Regions from separate parts of the Homo sapiens genome. Here region 1 is linked to region 2. A link is an interaction called in ENCODE POLR2A ChIA-PET data of the cell type or tissue named here. Cell type or tissue: PC-9. All regions are shown on one strand. Links, peaks and the distances in the headings refer to the core of each region. The heading gives the core; the rest is flanking DNA.

Region 1 (8,652 bases), core at 391-8,390, 170 kb before region 2:
TGGTATGACGGTCAGATCCTGGGTGTGCCCTCTCTTGAACTCTCCCTATTCAGACATTATCAGCCTTTCCCTGAGTCCTCAAAGCTAACAGGCAGTGGCTCCTCTGCCCATGATCCCACTGCTGAAGGGACCTCAGAAATCATATATCTTCATGTTTGGCATCCTGGTCTGTTTGCTCCAGAGTTTCTAGGTCAAAAGTGCTGCATAGGATCTAGAAAGAGGGGAAGGAAGTAATCACCTTCCCAGAGAGGGAGGCTGGCTGCCAGAACCTTCTCTTGGCTCTAGCTCCACCCTGGTCATTAAGCCATGTCAGCCTCTTTACCCTGTTCCCACCTGCAGGCCCTGGCACACTGTTTCAGGTGCTGCATTTTGCCTTGGCAAGAGGCACATATGAGGCTTCTTGGCTGAGGTACTTGTCTTGGTTTCAAGACATCCCTGCTGCTGGTTCCTGCTGTCTTGTTCCTGACCCTCTCTCCCCACTCCATTTAGCCTTCACCTCATGAACCCAGAGTTTCCTGGCTTCTGCCTAAGTCCTGGCTCCAAGTTCTATCATGCTTGCCAAATTCTGGGCACTTCCAAATCCAGCCAAGTGCCTTGTCTGGCCCTGAGCTTTCCTCCCAGGCTTCCCCTGGCTCTTCTAGTCTTGATTCTCAATCTCTGACTCATTGCCTCTCAGTCCTTGATAGCTCTGGTTTAATACCTACTCACCAAGCAGCCAAGATCTTACATATGCCCTGCAGTGATATTTTGTAAGAAATCTAGCGTCATGACCTTTCTTATTATACTTAGGATTAGCCTAAAGGTGATGCTAAGAGTTTTTGTTGTGGTTAAAAGAAAAAAAAGGCAGGGGAAGCAGATCCCCAGACCTTGAGGTCTTTCTAGGGAAAGCCTTCCCATCGTCTCTCCTCCCCTTCCTTCCTCTTAAAGGAACTGTCATTTTAGAGCAACCAGGCATAAGAATTTAGGACAAAATCCATTGGCACCATCTTTCAGGCCTCCAGACTTCATCACCACCACCTCCACAATCACCATCGATAATTTCAATGTTTTAAATGTGACTTTTATTCACTCTCTTGATACAAATTTACTAATTCTTTGATTCATTTAACATAGATTCTTGATGTTTTAAAATATGTAACTCATGGCATAAAATCATATGTTTAAAAAGAACATTTCATTGACGAACAACAGAAATTGTCACTGAACTAATGCTTGATTGAAATTGGGAAATACTAATATTAAGATATATGAGCACTTCCAAAAAGCAACACAGGCATTCCACCTAACAGAGTAAAAAGTGCACTATATACTCCATGCCAGGACACAGCTTAGCTGTAGAGAAGTGCTTCCCAAACCTTTTAATGTCCTGAAACACCTAGAAAATGGCAATATTATGAAGTATATTGGAGTAAATATAGAAGGCTACTCGCAGCAGGACATAATTTTCAAGGCGTTCAGTTTCCCCAGACCCTGGCCAGACACCTCAAGAGCTGAGGGTGTCAATATCTCAGCACATCTGTTACCCATTTGTGGCCCATCAGAGGCTTATGGCACACTGGTAAGCTCTGACTGACCGTAATCGTCTTTCATTCAAAGAGTTTGAGTTCCTACAAATATTTTGAGTGACTGTGCCAGCCACTGTTCTAGGAACTTGGGATGCATCACTAAGCAAACCAGAGAAAGATCCCTGCCTCCATGAGCTTTTGATCTAATGGGAGGAAACATCATAAACATGTGTTAAGCACAATAAATGAGTAGGTGCCGTGGCAGTTAGAAGGGGTAAGTGTTATGGAACAAAGACCCAGAGTGGGGCAAGGGGATTGGAAGTGGGGAGGACAGGGCAGATTTGTTGCTGGATTAAATAGGATGCTCCCAGTAGGCCTCATTGAGAAAGTGATCAAAGACTTAAAGAGGGTGAGGATATTAGCCAACCAGACATCTGAGGCAAGAGCATTCTCTGCAGTGGGAATGGCCAGAGCAAAGATGCTGAGGTGGGAAGAGTGTGCAGGGGGCCCAGAAATAGCAAGGAAGCCAGGCTGACTGGAGATAAGAGTGTGGCAGGGAGAAGCAGGGCCCAGGTCACAGAGGCAACAAAAGGCCTCCGCTTGCTGATGAAAAGTATTCTCAGTCTCACGCAGCAGATCCCAAAAAGGCAGGCTCCGGGCTACCCTCTCCCTGCTGTCATTCCTGTTAGGACACTAGAAGAAACTATAGAATGGGTGATTTGTTTGTAATAAAAGAGGGGTGAGAAGGAAAGCAGCAAAGCATGAAGGACTTAGAAACTGAGACCATCTTACCGAGCCGAATGCATATATTCAAGATGCTTTATGGTGGAGGTTGTCTGGCTCCGACCATCAAGGAGGAGGTGGCTGTTACCCTCACCCACTGTGATGAAGGTTGATTCATCCACTAATAATGCCCCATCCAACCCTGTGACAGACCTTCTCTGGTCCCTGAGGGGCCAGCTCCACTGGATAAGGGGACTCCTGGCATGACAGGAGCAGGTGGACAGTTATATCACATACAGAAGGAAACAGGAACCAAGGCTGAGGTGTCCCGACACAACTGGGAGGAAATCCCATGCAGCAAGCTACTATTTCTGAGCTTCTGCTCCCTGAGCCTAAGCTTCATGTTCTTCAGTAGAAGGACATACGCCTTCAGAATTATGACTGGAAGTCAATGGTTTACTTTCTTGAAAGGTGAAAATAAACTTCACCTTACATACTCTTCTGCTGTTGACTCTAGTGTTCTCTCCTAAGATCAGGAACAATTCTCCAGCTCAGTGTTCAGCCACCCAAAGTCATAGTTCTCTCATCCTTAAGGAAAGAGAGAGTGCTGAAATAGCGGGGACAGGGCATAGGAGATTCTTCTCCCCAGTGGGAAACCAAGTGTTAGATGATGAAATCAGGTCAGGTTTCTGTCACTCAATTCAGAGGAGCCAAATGTCTCTGAGCAGCAAGTCATCACAAGAATACAACATTAATTTCTGCTCCGGGCCTGGTGTCTCCCTGTCTGCAGCATCTAGGAAGGAGGCATGATGCTTACAGCATTTATATTTTCCATGCTGTGGTGAGTTTGGAAACTTCACCCAGCTCAAGACAGAATAAATTTACTCCAGCACAAATCTCTAGATCATTTCTCCTTCAAATGTGGGAAAACAGCACTGAGAAGGTGGAAAGTGTGGAGCACATCATAAATCTAGGGACACAGGAACTCAGAAAGCTGCATGAGGCACATAAAGGAAGCACTGTGCTTTAATATTATTTTCTGTTTAAAATCGACATGTGTGGTTTCGGACAAAGGCCTTTTAGTGTGGAGGAGAGAAGGTTCAGTGTTTCTCCTTTTGAAAAAGCAGAGGAGTGTCTGGGAGAGACAGTGAAGAGATGTGCTCTGGGGTAGACTCTGAAGGAAACTAAAAATAAAACAACAGTACTTTCGAATAACTGCCCTTAGGAAATACAACCACGTAGCCGGCTTCCCAGGATGTGAGCATGTGTCTTCGCGTGCCAGTGATTTCTGTCTCAGTGTGTTACATTTGAATGGGAACAGGTGTTTACTGATGAAACCCCCAAGTTCAGTCCATGCAGCAGGGATTAAACTATCATTAAAAATGTCCCTCTCCCTGTGGATCCCTCTCTCCAGCATAGGAGAGATGAACAGAGCCCCACATTTTCTTTGAAATGTTTGTCATTGAGTATTTTGTTATGTAAAGGTCCAGAGGTGTGGTGGATCAGAGCCAGACTGCCCCACATTGCCTGGGTTTGAATACTTACTCGGCTGCATATGGTAACACCTGTGCAGTCTTAAGGGAGTGGATTAATTTCACTATGCCTGTTTTCTCCTCTGTAAAATGAAATTGAGTAGAATGCCTACCTCTTTGGGTTCCTGCTGGGATTAAATTAGTTAATATGTGAAAAACACTTAGCATCTCCGGACTCATAGGGCTATACCATGTTTGCTATTCTTATCCAATTCTTCCTCTTCAGTAGCCTGGCCTTGAACACTAAACCTAGCATCTTGGCTTTTTTTTTTTTTTTTTTTTTTTTTGAGACAGCAGAGTCTTGCTCTGTTGCCCAGGCTGGAGTGCAGTGGTACAATCTCGGCTCACTGCAAGTTCCACCTCCTGGGTTCACGCCATTCTCCTGCCTCAGCTTCCGGAGTAGCTGGGACTACAGATGCCCGCCACCACGCCTGGCTAATTTTTTTGTATTTTTAGTAGAGAGGGGTTTCACCGTGTTAGCCAGGATGGTCTCGATCTCCTGACCTCGTGATCCGCCCACCTCTGCCTCCCAGAGTGCTGGGATTACAAGCGTGAGCCACCGCACCTGGCCGGCTATTTTTAGAAAAGGAGGAGCAATGCTCTCAACAAACCTCAGCAAAATGATTAAAATGGACGTAGTTTGAATCTTCTTCGTCCTCACTGGAATCTACTTATTTCTTAACTCTGGTGGCCACTTTGGGTTTTGGCCCCTCAGCATCCATCATCTCTCCTTTTGGTCATAGCGCCCTGATTTTGCTTTGGGGAACTCCCCTCTGCTCTTGGATATCTACTGCTTGGGCTCCCCTTCAGTGGGCCCAGGACTAGACAACCCCAAGCAAGCCCCCTCTCACCAGTGGAAGGGTGGGCCTGTGAGCCAAGCTTGGCTCATTGTATTCTCTCATTGAAATTTGTATCTTGAGCAGAAGGGATCAGATATTGGGGGGAATACTGACAGTATTTTTATCAGGCTGCAGTGCCCCAAGGAGCATGTGCCTAAGTTCCCGCTGTCCTGACACCCAAAGCTGCCCCTGTTCTTGGCCCATCTAGGACTCCAGTCTTTAGCATTTCCATTGAGTCCTGCAGATCCTTTTAATAAACTCCTTTCCCCTGTGTTAGTCAGAGTGTGTCTCTTTTTTCACAACCAAAGACCCTAACTGATGTAACTCTTGTTTCCTTAGATTATCTTGCTCTTTAAGTATTTGCATTCATATCATTCTACTGCAATCACATCAGTTTGTTGGTGATGATGACTGGGAGTTCTAAGTAGCTGGAAAACAAGCTACAAATAAATAAATACTCCTGTTTCTTTTAGCCAAGCAAAGATTTTTCATTCCTTTTTTTTAATTGACATATACGAATTTTACATATTTATGGGGTACGTAGTGATGTTTTGACATATATAATGTATAGTGAGCAGATCAGGGTAATTATCATATGCATTATCTCAAACATTTATCATTTCTTTGTGTTGGGAACATTCCATTTTCTTCTAGGTATTTGAAGGTATATATTACTGTTAACTACAGTCATCTTACAATGATATAGAATCCTAGAACTTCTTCCTCCTATCTTGCTGTAATTTTGTATCTTTTAACAAATCTCTCCCTATCTCCTCCCCTCCCCCCAGTCCTTTCCAGCCTCTAGATTCCTCTCTCTGTTCTACTTTGTACTTCGGTGAGATTAACTTTGTTTTTTGAGGCGGAGGCTTGCTCTGTCACCCAGGCTGGAGTGCAGTGGCGATCTCAGCTCACTGCAACCTCCACCTCCCAGGTTCAAGTGATTCTCTTGCCTCAGCCTCCCGAGTAGCTGGGATTACAGGCACGTGCCACCATGCCTGGCTAATTTTGTATTTTTAGTAGAGATTGGGTTTCACCACGTTGGCCAGGCTGGTCTCGAACTCCTGACCTCAAGTGATCCATCTGCCTAGGCCTCCCAAAATGCTGGGATTACAGGTATGAGCCACTGCGCCCGCCCTGAGATTAACTTTTTTAGCTCCTGCATATGAGTGAGAGCATGTGATGTTTAACTTTCTGTTCCTAGCTTATTTCACTAAATATAATGTCCTCTGGTTCCATCCATAATGCCATGAATGACAAGATTTCATTCTTTTATATGGGTGAATAGTACTCTATTGTGGATATACAATATTATCTTTAACTATTCATCTCTTTTTGGGCACCGAGGATGATTCCATATCTTGGCTATTGTGAATAGTGCTAAAATAAACATTGGGGTGCAGATATCTCTTTGATACACTGATTTCCTTTCCTTTGGATAAATGCCCAGCAGTGGGGATTGCTGGATCATGTGGTAGTTCTATTTGTAGTTTTTAAAGAAACCTCTATACTGTTCTTCATAGTGGTTGTGCTAGTTTAGCAAAGAGAATGGGGTCAGAGTCCCATCAACAGTAAATAAGACTTCCCTTTTCCTCTGCATCCTCTCCAACATTTGTCGTCTTTTTGTCAATTTTGATAATAGCCATCCTAACTGGGGTGAGATACCTTATCGTGGTTTTCATTTGCATTTCCCTGGTGATTGGTGATACTGAACATCCTTTTCATGTATCTATTGGCCTATTTTTTAATCAGGTTTGGTTTTTTGCTGTTTGAGATCCTTGTATATTCTGGATATTAAGCCCCCATCAGACGAATGTTTTGCAAATATTTTCTCCCATTCTGTAGGTTGTCTTTTCACTCAGTTGTTTCTTTTGCTGTCCAGAAGCTTTTTTAGCTTGAGATAATCCCATTTGCTTATTTTTGCTTTTGATGGCTGTGCTTTGGGGGTTTTATCCATAAAATCTTTGCCCAAACCAATATCCTGAAGCATTTCCCCTATGTTTTCTTCTAGTAGTTTCATGTCTTACATTTAAGTCTCTAATTCATTTGGAGTTGGTTTTTGTATATGGCAATAGGTAGGGGGTCTCGTTTCACTCTTCTGCATATCGATATCCAGTTTTCCCAGCACCATTTATTGAAGAGACTGTCCTTTTATCCATGAATGTTCTTGGTGTTCCTGTCAAAAATTAGTTGGATATAGATACATGGATTAATTCCTAGGTTCTTTATTCTTTTCCATTCTTCCATGTGTCTATTTTTATGCCAGTACCATGCTGTTTGGGTTATTACAGCTTTGTAGTACACTTTGAAGTCTGGTAGTGTGATGCCTCTGGTTCTGTTATTTTTGCTCAGGATTGCTTTGGCTATTCAGGCTCTTTTGTGTTTCATATCAATTTTAAGATTTTTAAAATATTTCTGTGAAAATGTCATTGGTATTTTGATAGGGATTGCATTGAATCTAGATTGCTTTGAGTAGCACATGCACAGATTTTTAAAAGCTGACAGATATTAGGAGGCCATGAAGGTCAAAGAAGATAGACATGTTCGAGAGATAATGAGCTATCCTGGACTCTAGAAGTAGTGATGTTGTAAGTAGAGAAGACCTAGGAGCATGTTGTGGGCAAAAATGAGAAGAAGGTATTAAGGCAAGTACTTGGTAAGAAGAGTTTGGAGAAAGCGTAATACAAAAGCAACCAGAAAGAATAAGGAAGACAAGGAAAGGTAGAAAGTATAAGTAATGAAGAGGAGGGTCAAGGGTGAAAATGGGAACAGTGAGGGCAATTGTTAAAATACAAATGCCACTGGGTGGGAAACTCAGCACTGTTATTTACCTCTCAGTGTTCCCAAGAGTCCAGCAGTCCTTTACCTGCCAGGAAGCTTTGTTAGGAGAGAGGGTGAAGAAAGCACTTTTAACAGTGAGGAGGGGTGTGGAATAAAAGAGAAAGAAAGGGAGTCCAAAGCATATTCTTTGACTTCACATTTTAGCTTTCAGCCAGGCTTATGGGTAAGTGAGGCATGGTGTGGAAAAGGATGATGTGACAAGAGAAAGTGGGTAAAGGAAGGAAAGTGAAAGAAAGGAAAATGGCAGAAAGAAGTAGAAAGAACAGAAGTAGGAAAAGAAGTATGAGAATGGCACCGAGGAACCAGACCATGCCTGTTCACAAAGTACTGCTTGGCCCACTGCTGGGTGAGAGAGCCACTTTTGGAAGGATGGAGCCACTCATTGCCATGCTGTGAAGAGAACAAACCTCCCCATTAATGATTGACCAAGTAACTGCAATAATGGCGGCAGTGAAATATTAGCCATGCTTGGTTCAGTGGAGATTTCTAGAGCACTAGCATTAATATTCTGCTTTTACTCTACTTAGCACTGTCTGAAACCTTAATGTTTCAGAAAACGCATGAGACTTTTGCATTTTCTCCTGGCCTACCAATAGTTTCTCTCAACTTATCTTGGCATAACATCTGAGACAAGGACCCAAAGTGAAGGTTAGAAGAAAAGTAGCCATGCAAACAGCAAGAAACACAGCAAGATTAATTAGAGGATGCAGGGCCCACATCCCATTTTGGTAGGAATCTGGTCCAAATAGGGAGGGCCAAATTGGGCCCCAGGGAGGCCAAAGCTGCCAAGGAACAGATGTTCTTTTATCCTTTTAGTGTAAAGACAAGTCCACCACGTGGAATGACATGAAGCCTGGGCAATGTGGTATTTTTTTTCAGTTATTAATGATATACGCAAATCCAGTTAATCATGCCATTTGAAACTGTTATGTCAATTACAAACTTAATCTTTTTTAAAAAAAATGCTTTTCCATATCACACACATAAAAAGTCTTCCTACTGAATCACAATAGCAGAACAGAGCTCAAGGTAATACTGTCAGCAGCTAGTAGGATCCACTTCACTTCCTAACAATGGTAAGGTGCTTTAGTGCAGGTACTAAGACAGAAGTTAGAAACAGCACAGTCTGGAAATATGCTGTATGTATGAATTTTTATCCTAAAAAATAACATGTAGATGTTAATGCTCTGTGGGTTTTTATCTTTTATTATTTGT
Region 2 (8,652 bases), core at 55-8,054:
AAAATATACTTAATCTAAAAAACCGACAAATACATTTTATAAAGCGTTAAGTAAAACGGTCACTCCATCTCATTCCTGACTCAACTGCCTGACTGCTAGAAGACAGGCAATTAAGAGACTTAACTATTTAGTATTTTTAAGTTTCACATGTTTTATCTGAATTTTCTTAACGGCTTCAAAATAGATGCTTACGCAGAGGAATTAATCAAAGTAAATCCACTAATAATTCCCACATTTCATGTCTCTTCCCCTTACATTTGGTGTATATAATTATACACTGGTTTGCCAAGATGTATTACAGGTATGCCAAGATATTGATTCCCTCAGCCCTTGCAGCCAGGTGAGCCTCGAATACTGGCAGCAGAATGAAGCACCCTCCTCCTTCATTCATCTCAGGTGTGATCAAAGCTTACCTACCGCCAGGCTCAACTCCTGTGCTCAAAGGACCCTCCTGCCTCAGCCTCCTGATTAGCTGGACTATGACTAAGGTGCACGCTATCATGCCCAGCTAATTTTATTTTATTTTTTTTTTTGTAGAGACAGGGTCTTGCTATGTTGCCTAAGGCTGGTCTTAAACTCCTGGCCTAGAGCAATCCTCCTGCCCCAGCCTCTCAAGGTGCTGGGATTACAGGGTGTAAGCCACCGCACCTGGCCAGTAAATAATTTTCTAAGTGTGTAATCACATGAAAAGGTACATGGAGGTAGGCCAAGGTGGATATCCAGGCCTGCATGACTCAGCGAGTTTGGCGTGCAGGCGCACACCCCCACTTGTTATATAACCTGTTTGTGTAAGTACATCCTTGGCTCTGAGCCACTGTTGTCTGTAAAAGGTATAATTGCCCTGCTACCGTTGTACAGGCGCTCTTGGGGCGCAGCCTGGCTCAACATGGCTCTTGTGCAGGCACTGGTGCCCAGAGAAAGAGAGACAGCCAAAGCTGTCCGTCTGGACAGGAGGGAGCCAGGACACAGCTCGGCTTGCACATGCCCAGATAAAGGGTTAAGCTGCTGACCCTGAAGGCAGGGGAGAGCCTTCTGGGAAGCCGCAGGCATGGGGGTCGCGGGAGCCACACAGCCGGAGCAAACCGCCGAGATAAAGGTGGACAGTGTAAGAAAAGCTGTTCATAAGAGAGCTAGTGTAAGAAAGCTGTTAATTTGAGCTGCTGCTGAATAAAACTATCTTTCACCTGCCTACAGCCCCCCAGGTGTTCTTTCTGCTCATCCACCCACGCCCCTCGGACTTCAGCATGGGCTGGACCCAGACCCCGGGATCTGACAAAAAGGACAGGAATCCCTGCACTATGGAATAATGTATATTTATAGAAGAAAATCACTATGGTTTAAAGTCATTAGTAAGGAAAACAAACTACATTCTGTAAAAGGCCTGGCTTCCTATCCTGTACTGAAAACAATGCAGTGTTCAGCCTCAGTTGCAAACTAAACAAAATTCACATTTTCTTTTTTCTTTTCCTTTTTCTTTTCTTTTCTTTTTTTTTTTTTTTTTTTTTTTTGAGATGGAGTCTCACTCTGTCACCCAGGCTGAAGTGCAGTGCCATGATCTCGTCTCACTGCAACCTCCGCCTCCTGGGTTCAAGCAATTCTCCCGCCTCAGCCCCCCAAGTAGCTGGGATTACAGGCGCCAACTACCACGCCCAGCTAATTTTTGTATTTTTAGTAGAGATGGGATTTCACCATGTTGGCCAGGCTGCTCTTGAACTCCTGACCTCAGGTGATCTGCCAGTCTCGGCCTCCCAAAGTGCTGGGATTACAGGCATGAGCCACTGCACCTGGCCTTCTTTTTTCTTTTTTGAAACAGGGTCTCCCTCTGTCACTTAGGCTGGAGCACAGTGGCACTATCTTGGCTTACTGCAGCCTCAACTTCCTAAGCTCATGCAATCCCCTTGCCTCAGCCTCCGGAGTAGCTGGGACTACCAGAGAGTACCACCATGCCCTGCTAATGTTTGCATTTTTTTTGTAGAGACGGGGTTTTGCCATGTTGCCCAGGCTGTTCTCAAACTCCTGGGCTCAAGTGATCCACCTGCCTTGGCCTCCCAAAATGTTAGGATTACAGGTGTGAGCCACTGTGCCCAGCCAATTCACATTTTCTATATGGTCTAGCTTTAGGATCCAAACTCTGCACAGCTGAATAAGAATTCCAAGATAATGACAGTAACAATCCCAACAAATTGAATACTTAATTATATATCAGGTATCTCAAATGCTTATGTATATTATTACATACAATTGTTGTTAAGATTTACTGGGATAGATTTTAAGAATTACATAGATAAGAAAACTGAGTATTATGGAAGTTAAACAAAGGTCCACAATCTATTGGGGGATTTCAGATTTCAGAAATTTTTGTATTTTAGAAAGTGAATTATGGTGCATATATATTTTTTAACACCTCTAGAGAGGGGCCTATAGCAGCATCACCTAATCCAACACATAATTTTTAATGCAACATACATGAATATTTACACTAAATGGAATGAACAAAATATAAATAGCCTCTCATCTATTCAGGTCACATGTTTGTCACCAAATAAGTTACGGAAAGACTAACAATTTCTAAAGCTTTTTGGGTTTCTAAATTACAGATGCAGGGCTGAGGCAGCTAAGTTTTGCTCAAGGTCATCCAGGAAGTTTGTATAAGATGGTATTTACCATGAGCTTTGGTATTTCCCAGACCTAAGTTTAAATCCTAACTTTCATCATTTATTATTGTAATAGGTGAGTTCCTTGAACTTGTATCTCTGTAAGAACCGACTTCACAGGGCTGTTCTGAAGATTAAAAGAGGTAAGGAATATCCATGTACTTAGAGGACCTGGCTCATAGTAAACATTACATAAATGTTGTTGTTAATAATACAACTTCAAAGAGGAGTGGGTTTCAAACCCACATTTCCCCACCTCTAAAACCTATGTACCTATGCCAAGGATTTGAGGCGAAGCATTGGGAGTAAGGGGTTCCACAAACCTGCAGAATGGCTTCAAAATGTACATGACATGTATTCCACCACCACTATGAAGCAGTAAACTAAAACTTCGAAGGTAAATGTAAATACACAACTGTCCAAATGTTTCACTATATTATTCCCACTCACAAAATCATATAGTGATATTTACAAAATTAGATAAAATATACAGAAACAAGAGGTCTTTATTTCTTTGTCACTGACTCCATACTATTTGCAAATAAGCAGTATCTTTCCAAGATGTTTAATTAAAAATAACAATTTTGAAATGTTTATGTATATGTGACTTAAAATGGCTTTTTTTTTGGTAAGTTTCCTTAACACTTTTAACTTCCTGGTCTTTTAGCGAAAGTTCAGTGTCATATTAAAAATAGGAGGTTAATACTAATGGAATAATAATCCAGAATTGAATTCTGATATAGTATCAGCAGGTTGCAATTTTAAATACATCTTCATAGAAAAGATGGAAATTACTAAAAAGTAGAAGAAAAAAAAAATCATCCATAATTCTGTTACCCAAAGATGGCCCATTAACACTGGTAACACTTGGTGTACATCTTAAATCCGTTTTTTAAAACCCTGCTATGATTACATTTTATTTACAATTTTGTGCCCTGACTTATAGTTCACTATCAATTCCTTTTCAAAGAGGTGGAGTCTCACTATGTTGCCCATGCTGGCCTTGAACTCCTGGGCTCAAGTGATTCTCCCACCTCACCTCTCAAGTAGGTGGAATTAGAGACGGGTACCACCATGCCTGGCTCCTACTATCAACATTTTAGCTCCTAAAACCACACCCAGCATTGAAGTCATTAGCTGTTTCAGTTTTTTTTTGTAGCCAGAAGGCTAAGGTGGGAGGATTGCTTGAGCCCAAGAGGCTGAGGTTGCTGTGAGCCGAGATTACACCACTGCACTCCAGCCTGGGTGACAGGGCCAGACCTTGTCACACAAAAAAAATTTATTTTATTGAAGTGTAGTTGGAATATATTAATTTTAAAGCACAAACAACAGCATATTCAAATTACTGGGGGCAATTAAAAATACCATTTTAAGCTCAAACTGATCATCACTTAGGCAAAGAATTCAATTAATTTGTCGACTCCTATTTTAATGCTTTGACCATTAAATATTTACAATTTCACCATTTAATTTATAAATATGGATCACACACACACACACACACACACACACACACACCACTTTTCTTTTTCTTCCTGCCTGCAATGAGAATCTGCCCTGACCCCCAACCCCTGAAGAAGCAATTTTCCATTCCATGTGATCCTGTTCTCTTTTCCAGTTGGCTCCATTATTCATTTACTTATTCATTCAATAAATATTTATTGCACAACTATTCTGCCAGGCATAGTGTTCTCTGGGAACATTCAGTCTAATGAGAGACTTGAAGTTGACTGTGAGCCAGTCAGATGAATATTGTGATCCCCGTAGAGGAGAAGCATCCACAAAGGCCTTGAAGCCGGAAAGGGCTTAACACAATCGAGGAAATGAATGAAGGCCAATGAGAAGGAAGTGGCATGGGCTGAGGCTGAAAAACTGTTGGAACACTCACTACATGCCAGGCACTATTCTAAGTGCCTTACAGGTATTAACTCATTTAATTCTCACAACAAACCTAGGAGTGAGTTAGTACTATTATCACCTGTTTTACAGATCAGGCAGCTGAAGCCCAGAGCAACTGAATAATTTGCCCAAAACCACACTGCTCGTTAGTGTTAGAACAACATGTTCTAAGGAACCTCGAGGCATGATAAAAGGAGTAACAAAAAATATAATAACATAACTTGAACCTCTTTTTTTTTCCTTGTATGAATGTAATACAAAGAAAAACATAATAGCTAATTCATGCAAGGGTCAATGTATTCTGTTGTAACAGAAGGCAAAGAAATATCTGCTCCACTGAACACACAAGCCTGTCACCTCCTACCTTCTTATTTACAACTCTCTTTGCCTAGGACATGAATCATAGTAATATTCCACTACTCATGATTACAAGTAAGGCCTTGTGCTGTATGAGAGAAAACAGTTTAACCATTTTTTAAAATCCCAAGCAATTTGAAAATCATAAAAAATACGAAGAGGCAAATATTCATAAAAAGTGAAAAAAGAATTACTGTCAATTCTTTCAGCTACCAAAGCTAAATTTTTAACTATGTCAAAGAATTCAATTAAGTTTTAAAAAACATTTACTGAATGCAAATTTACTGAATGCAATATAAAGATGAATGAATATATACTCCTTGTCCTCAGTGATCTCACAGTCTAATGGGGTGAGCAGACACGTATACAGGCAATTATATGTAATAAAAGGAATGTTAACTAGAGGAGGGAAAACAGATGGGCAGGAAACAGAGATGTTACAACTGAGGTGTATTAAAAGATTCATATGAATTTGCAAGGCTGATCAATTTGAAAAAAGAATTATACGCAAAGAGAATAACATATGCAAAGTTATGAAAGAACATATTATGTTCATTATGGCTAAAGTACAGGCTATATAATGTATATTTCCTGAGTGCTGGTAATGAGGTGGCAAATTGCTGTGAATGTCATGCTAAGGAGTTCAGACTTTATCCTAAGTAATGGGAAACCACTGAAGGATTTTGTAAAGGAATATGGTACAAGAGACTTGTTTTTTTGAACAATTACTCTAACAGTAATATAGAAGGTAGATGAGACAGGGAAATCAATTAGAAGCCTATTGTAGTTTTCAGGTAAATGATGATGAAAACTTATACTAGACTGTAGCGGTAGGGATAAAAAGGGGGAAACAGCTTTAACTGATATTTAAAAGCGAAAACCGAAAGACTTGGTAACTTATTTGGTATCAGGAGAGAGGGAAGAAAACTGTAACTCTCAAATTTATTACTTCAGCCACTGGGTGGGGAAGGAGAACCTGAGTTTTTCTTAAAGGTCTTTTAAGTATATAATAAAATGAAGTCCTGCCTGAAGGCAAAAAGGTATGAGCTTGTCACCTTCTGTGTAGCACCATCCCACTCAGGGATCTAGAACACTGCCTATTGTCTATCACATCAAGTCTAAATTCCTATTTATGGACAACAGAAAAATCCCTCCATTTCCTTGCCTGCCCCTTTCATTCTAATTACCACCCCTTACCCTCAAGCTCTGATATTAGATATAGGTTGAGTATCCCTTATCCAAAATGCTTAGGATCAGAAGTGTTTCAGATTTCGATATTTTAAAGGATTTTAGAATATCTGCATTATACTGACTGGTTGAGCATTCCAAATCTGAAATGTGAAACGCTCTTTTGAGCATCATGTCAGTGCTCAAAAGTTGCAGATTTTGGAGCATTTCAGATACCAGATTTTCAAATTAGGGATACTCAAACTTACATGTACAAAAACTGTCTTAAAAAAGACAAGCCAACCTAATCAATTTCCTTATTTACAACACTCAAAGACTGGAGAAATTATTCACAATCAGAGCTCAGCACCAGAATCACCTGTGGAGCTTTTAAAACTATCAAAACCTGGGTCTCACAGCTAGAGATTCTGATTCTGCAGGGCCTAAGCATCTGTAGTTTTAAAAGCTTCCACATAAATCATGCTGCTATAAAGACACATGCACACATATGTTTACTGTGGCACTATTCACAATAGCAAAGACTTGGAACCAAGCCAAATGTCCAACAATGATAGACTGCATTAAGAAAATGTGGCACATATACACCACGGAATACTATGCAGCCATAAAAAATGATGAGTTCATGTCCTTTGTAGGGACATGGATGAAGCTGGAAACCATCATTCTCAGCAAACTATTGCAAGGACAAAAAACCAAACACTGCATGTTCTCACTCATAGGTGGGAATTGAACAATGAGAACACAGGGACACAGGAAAGGGAACATCACACACTGGGGCCTGTTGTGGGGGGCAGGGGGAAGGGATAGCATTAGGAGATATACCTAATGTTAAATGACGAGTTAATGGGTGCAGCACACCAACATGGCACATGTATAAATATGTAACTAACCTGCATGTTGTGCACATGTACCCTAAAACTTAAAGTATAATTTAAAAAAAAAAAGCTTCCCAGGTGGCACTGATACAACCCCCAGCTGAAAACAGGTTATGGAGATAGATGAATTTTCAATTAGTCAGTTGTTCATTTTGAAAGGAGAGTAAACTAGCAGTTAAAGTCAGATTTGATTTCATCTCTTATTTCATAACATTTTGAAAGTCAAAGTTGAATAAAACTAAATAATATGATAGCATGGAAAGAATATGATACACTGAAGCTGCAGTTCAGGTCTGAGTTCCTCCACTAAAAAGCTCTGTAACCTTGGGCAAAGTACCTGACCTTTCCTCTAAATCTTAATTTCTCAGTGTATAAAATGAAAAGGCTATAATAAGATAAGCTGTTTGATTCTTCACCTTCAAAGTTAGCCCTAATTTAAAAGGGATGGCTGCACTAAATGCTTTGTGTTAAAAAAAAGAAAAAAGACAAAGTATTTTGAAGCACTTTTAAAAGATGGAACATGCTGGGGGTGTGGTGGCACACCTGTAGTCCTACTTGGGAGGCTGAGGCGGGAGGATCACTTGAGCCTGGGAGGCAGAGTCTGCAGTGAGCCGAGATCACGCCACTGCACTCCAGTCTGGGCGAAAGAGTGAGACCCCGCCTCACTGTGTGTTGTGGGGGAGAGATGGAACAACTAATTTACCCCTTTTTTCGTGTCCTTTTTATGTTAATGCAAGGTGATCATTGAAGCAGCACAGAGTTAAAAAAAACAAAGTCAGAGACAGAGACCCAGTTAACTCTCAGAGCAACATCACAGGTCCACTTTTTAGAACAAAGGCCAGATGTATTTGTCTGAAATCAAGTAAAACTGTGGCACGTAGTTACACTTTACCATTACTGGCCAACCACTAATGCTCGGACTCATGGGAGTTCAATGCATGTGTGTAGTTAGTTGTTTAACAAACACTGTAACATCAGTAAGTTTATGCAAAAAGTGCTAAATAAAAACATACGCTTCATGTTAAAGAGATGCGTCTTGCCAGGAAGAGCCAGTTTTTTTTAGAATATAGATTCTATTAACATTGTCAACTGTAAATTTGCATCATGAACTGAACTCACAGAAGCAAGTATTTGTGGAGAACTTACAAAGTAATGTAAAATTCAAATACTTTTTAAAATACTTCCTAATTTTTTTTTTGTATTTTTAGTAGAGATGAGGTTTTGCTGTGTTGGCCAGGCTGGTCTCCAACTCCAGGCCTCAAGTGATCCGCCTGCCTCGGCCTCCCAAACTGCTGGGATTACAGGTGTGAGCCACCGCGCCCAGCCTCAATAGCTGCTATGAAACATTTAGTATTCTTACCTAGCACTGACCTAGATAGTTTGAAGTACAAACTACAATAGGTCAGATCCCTGCTAATGAGGCCCTAAAGTTAGAAAAACAAAACATACATGGAACAATCCATGACTAAGACAACTAACTGCAGTCAGGTGTTCTAGTGACCAGCATAGAAATTAAAATAAGACATAATAACTTAATATCTATACAAAGCAGAAGTCAGACAAAGAGTAACAGCCTCAAAGCAGGTCGAAGTCTTGAAAGATACATAAGAAATGAAGAAGTAGAGAAGAATTAAAAATGAAATGGTAAATTATAGAACCCGTGCTACAGACCAAATGTT

The links. ChIA-PET counts read pairs that join two places held together with the same protein. Peaks named below come from ENCODE experiments on the same cell type or tissue, not always from the same donor. Only the 100,000 strongest peaks of a DNase experiment are listed, where the experiment ranks them.
Region 1: POLR2A ChIA-PET joins it to region 2 with 5 read pairs; 4 of 35 experiments call an interaction of 5 or more read pairs at or near these places.

Annotation. Positions count from the first base shown.
Region 1 is chr12:27,914,717-27,923,368 of GRCh38, reverse strand. No RefSeq gene overlaps it. Among named protein-coding and RNA genes, the nearest start is that of PTHLH, 54 kb to the left of the region's middle. In PC-9, for the core only: no CTCF peak of the experiment used is centred there; a DNase peak (open chromatin) is centred at 728.
Region 2 is chr12:27,743,959-27,752,610 of GRCh38, reverse strand. The region is part of intron 7 of MRPS35 (mitochondrial ribosomal protein S35); the gene reads right to left. Among named protein-coding and RNA genes, the nearest start is that of KLHL42, 32 kb to the left of the region's middle. RefSeq lists an enhancer at 717-1,491. In PC-9, for the core only: no CTCF peak of the experiment used is centred there; DNase peaks (open chromatin) are centred at 4,330 and 4,920; H3K27ac peaks cover 4,269 bases.